Regions from separate parts of the Mus musculus genome. Here region 1 is linked to region 2. A link is a loop called in an ENCODE intact Hi-C map of the cell type or tissue named here. Cell type or tissue: gastrocnemius. All regions are shown on one strand.

What was found. A loop is a pair of places that touch in the nucleus more often than their neighbours do. Peaks named below come from ENCODE experiments on the same cell type or tissue, not always from the same donor. Only the 100,000 strongest peaks of a DNase experiment are listed, where the experiment ranks them.
Region 1: it touches region 2 in a loop (2.7-fold over the local background); 6 of 42 quality-filtered maps call a loop at or near these places.

What each region holds. Positions count from the first base shown.
Region 1 is chr11:83,343,630-83,346,129 of GRCm38, forward strand. The region is part of intron 12 of Ap2b1 (adaptor-related protein complex 2, beta 1 subunit); the gene reads left to right. Among named protein-coding and RNA genes, the nearest start is that of Gm23951, 22 kb to the right of the region's middle. In gastrocnemius, no CTCF peak of the experiment used is centred here; no DNase peak of the experiment used is centred here.
Region 2 is chr11:83,493,910-83,496,409 of GRCm38, forward strand. The region is part of intron 7 of Taf15 (TATA-box binding protein associated factor 15); the gene reads left to right. Among named protein-coding and RNA genes, the nearest start is that of Gm32650, 17 kb to the right of the region's middle. In gastrocnemius, no CTCF peak of the experiment used is centred here; no DNase peak of the experiment used is centred here.

The DNA of each region.
Region 1 (2,500 bases), 150 kb before region 2:
CAGCTTTCACATGAAGTGCTGTGTACTTGATCTGCCTTTCAAAGCAGTGTCTTTCTCATAGAGATCGCTTCAAAGCGCTTATGCTATTTCCTTAAATGTTTTGATATGTGAATCATATGGTGCTTATTTCTTTTCTTGTTACTGTGATGAATACTCTGACAAGCGACTTCAGGAAGAGAGGGTTTATTCTGACTCACAGTTCACATTCTAGCCCAACATGGCTGGAAGGCACAGGAACGGGAGCATAGGGCAGCTGGTCACAGTGCATCTGCAGCCTGGAGCAAAGAGCTGAGCTTCCATGTGTGCTGCTCAGGTTCCCCTCTCCATCTGTATCATCAGGATCCCCCACCAGTGATTAAAATGGGTCTCTTACATATATCATTTATCATAATCCTGTACCTCCCTTCCCAGCATGCCCAGAGCCCTATCTCTCAGGTAATTTTGTATACTGTCACGTTAACAGTTAACCCTAACCATCACATAACATTTCTGGTCAGAAGAAAAAAGTGGATTCTAATTTGGGAATGTGGCCATTGACCTTTCATAACAGGTCACAACCAGACCTGGTAGCACAGGCCTGAAATCTCAAATGCTGGGGAGGCTAAGTCAGGAGTATAAAAAGTTCAAGGTCTGCCTGGGAAACTTAGTGAGACCCTGTCTCAAAGTCAATTTACAAACACTGTTAAAGTGCTGGGATATACCCAGTCATACTATAGCACTTGCCTAGAATGAATAGGGCCCTCTATTCAATTTTAGCACTGGAAAAAAATCATGTCACCACTCAGATTCATAAAACTCAAAATAACTTTTTTATGTATAGTGTAACTAACATGATGATGAGTCCATCAGATTTAGCAATGTCTTGAATTGAATTTGAGAGCAGGCTGGCTTTAACAGGATTGTCACTTAAGATGTGTCTCTCACAAATGAGCTAAATACCTAATAAAAAATGGAAAAAAAAAAAAAAAAGATGTGTCTCTCACATGGGATCTGATTCACGGATTGACCATTTTCCTGTCTGTCTCTTCTGTTTCTAATGCTATATTATGAAAATTTCAACCTCTTCTATATTATTTTGCCAGTTCTGAGCTCTCATTTTCCTATTACTAATTACTTGTTAAAATTCACTTATATGTGCTCTTGGAAATATTTTTAAATTTTATTTTAATGTTTATTATGTGTATGAAAGTAGCTTATGGAGCAGTATCAGTGTGTATGATATGAAACTGGTTCCTATGCCAAAAGCGTGTGTGCTCCTCAAGACAGACGCATGCAGCCTGCTAGTAATGGCTATTGGAGTGGAGAGTAGAGATCAGGAAGGGATTAGAAAATTGCCAAGGATTTTCTTTTATTTTATACCCTTATAAATCTTGGTGTGGCATGATTATAATTTGTACGCTTGCTTTTGTTTTTCTTTTCAGGACAGGGTCTCATCTTAGTATGTAGCCCGGGCTGGCCTCGACCTTAGTGAAACCTGCCTGTTTCTGTCTTCGGCATGCTGGGATTAAAGGTGTGTGCTGCTACGCTCAGCAGGTTATAATTTTTTAAGCTATGAATATGCATAAAATCATTTTAAAATAATAACAAAAGAGCACTAAATTCAAGTGTTACTCCTTTTGAAAGCACATACATTTGTATGTTCTTTAGTGCTTTGTTGTTGGGTCTTTTGGTGTTGCTATTGTTTGTTTTGATTTTTTGTACCTTTGTGAGCTTTTGAGTCAGGCACTGTGTGTAGTCTCTTTCTATTGCTGGGACTTAGCCAGTGTCTCCAGAGGAGATGCATGTAGTAGGTAGTTGAACCGAGAAGGAAGTTACAGGGCTAGAGAGATGACGTAGTGGTTATGAGCAGTTACTGCTCTTGTAAAGGAACTAGATTTAATTCCCAGTACCTGTACGGGGGCTCACAATGTCTGTAACTCCAGTTCCAGGGAATCTGATGCAACCATCTGATTTCCATAGGCTCTGAAGTAGACACATACTCATAAGTAAAAATTTTAAAAATTTTAAGGAATGTATGAGGAAAACAGAAGTAAGGTATAATATGTATTAAGAAAATTCCTGCTAATTTTCATGGCCATGTTTATTAATTTTTATTAATTAGTTAATTAATTAGAGAGGGTGTATTGCTATACAGCCCTAACTTGCTCAGTACTCAGTACATATCCTGGGCTGCCCTCAAATTCATGCAGTCCCCCTTCCTCAGTATCCTGAGTATTGAAATTAGAAGTGTGGACCTCCACAGATGGCTTATGTAGCAATTTTGGGTTTTGTTTCCGCTTACACATGAGAGGAGGGAGATGAACTCGGCAGTTACTCACTTACTGTTCTTGCAGATGACCCCAGTTCATTTCCAGCACCAACATAGTTGCTTATGGCCATCAGTAATTCTAGTTCCAAGGGCTTTGACACCCTTCTCTAAGCTCTGTGGGTACTGCATATACATAGTGCACTTTCATATACACAGGTAAAACATTGGTACAAGTAAAATAAAAAATATTTT
Region 2 (2,500 bases):
ATATGTAGAAGAAATGACTTTGACTTAACTGCAAGTTTGAAGGAGAGACTATCCACAAGAATATCTCCCTTACTCCTTGAAGTCTATTTCTGTAGTTAATACAGTAAATTTCCTAATAAAGGAATTGTAATATAGTTAATATAAAGCTTACTTAGGGAGTGAGAATGATTGAATGACATTTGAATGTACAGGTAAACATTAGGATGGTATTTCTTAGACTTAAATATATATAATGTGTTACATGGGGATCTTACTAAAATGCAAATTACCATTTTCTGCGAAGCTCTTGGGCTATGTTTATACTTATACTTACCCTTTGAATAGTAAGGGTATAGGACTGAGTTTTGTAAAAAAGGAAACTCAGCCTTAATGTTATATATCCTTTTAGAGGATGCATCTTTTAAAAAATACTTTTACTTATGTGTATTTATTTTTTTGTAAATATTTGCCATGTGGTGGTGCCCACAGACAGAATAGAGTATTGGATCCTTTGGAGCTAGAATTGTAGGCAGTTTTATTGCAACCACTGAGCATGGGTGCTGGGAAACTGAACTTGGATCTTCTGAACGAGCAGCAAGATAACCATTGAGTCATCTCTATCTTTTTTTTTTTCCTTTTAAACAGTTAACCCCAGCACTTGGGAGGCAGAGGCAGAGGCAGGTGGGTTTCTGAGTTCGAGGCTAGCCTGGTCTATAGAGTGAGTTCCAGGACAGCCAGGGCTACACAGAGAAACCCTGTCTTGAAGAAAAAAAAAGAATGGAAATGAGTCTCCCTTACACATAACACTGTATATTTTTCTTTATTGTGGGCCAGATCAGCTGTTTTTTGGACAATATAGCAATTAGGGTGTAAACCCCCCCCCCCCCCCGACACACACACACACACACACACACACACACACACACAACCCCCCCCCCGACACACACACACACACACACACACACACACACACACACACACACACACGGTTTCTCTGTGTAGCCCTGGCTGGACAATATAGCAATTAGGGTGTAACCCCCCCCCCCCCGACACACACACACACACACACACACACACACACACACACACACACACACACACACCACACACACACACACACACACACACACACACACCCACACCCACACCCACACCCACACCCATGCATGCATGCACCATATACAAGGAAAAAAGTTTTAAGAAATGTGGGCTTGATATTTTAATTCTTGTCTGTCACTGGGGTTCTAAGGTTCATTTTTGAAGGAACCTTGGTTTCTAATACAATTTTCAAGGGGCTTGGAAAATAGACCATTTAAGCAAGCATGAGACCCCAGTACTGAAAAAGAAGGGGAACATTTTATTTTCAACAATTTAACCTCTGCTTGTTTATGACAAATGTACTTTAGAGGAGGAAGCAAAAGCGTTGTGGTAAACTTTATTTGGGGGTTTCTACCCCACCTTAATCATTTAGTTCCAAATAAAAAAGACACAAAACCTTTATGTTTATAATAAGCCTTAAAGCATTAGAACTGGGCAGATATCAACCCTCTGCTCTTTTGTCTACTTTCCTATCAGTAAACACCCCCCCTCTCCAAATACCATTTGCAATGTTACACCTGGGCCACTCCTACCGCCAACAGGTGGGCCTTCATGGCTATGCACTCAAGTTATACTTACCCCATGGCGCTTTCTGCCTTCTTTCTGCTCACTCCTAGTGGACTCTGTCTCAGACCCCAAGCCCAGGAACCTAAGCTTACTACTACCTCTTTTCTGCCCAGCTACAGGCTGTAGGCATCATTATTCAACAAGTAGTTTTAAAGAGCAAGATTTGCATAACAAAAGCTGGTATACTTGAGAATTCACTTGTCTTGAGGCAATGACCTTGGGATAGAGAATTTAGCAGTATCTTACGTGGCAAAAGGCCAAACCTCAACACAAAAGGATCAGGAACTCAAGTTCATCTTTATCTAGGTAGCAAATTCAGGACCATCCTTATCCTGTCTCAAGAAACTAAAACCAAAATAGTAATGAGTAGCTTCTCTTTCTTAAAGAGGTAGCAGTGATAGACCTTTCAGTTAAAGTACAGGGAAAGTTTAGGTACTGTGCTAAAACAGTAATTTTAAATACAAAGCTGTATTTATGAAGGACTTCAGTTTAGTATGGTCTACATAGCCTTGAATGAACCTTATTCTCCTGCTAGAAAGAAGGGTTTTCTGGGACTTATACAATTTAAAAGCAAATTAAAACACTTGTGTCTGTCCTAAGTTGATTGCAAAGCAAAATGTTTTTATGGTAGTGTAATTAAAAAGAGAAAGCTTTCTTATTTAGTTAGTTTTAATTGGACAATTCAGAAAAGCCATCTAGAGTTGGGTAGTCCCTAGAGCAGAGGTTTGTAAGCAGATAATAAATAGGTTAGCTGCTAGGATCATGATAGATGAGCAGCAACTCAGATATAATCTGAAACTGTTAGTTCCTTATCAGCACTTGTGTTATAGAAGGTTTTCACTTGAGAATTTTGGGG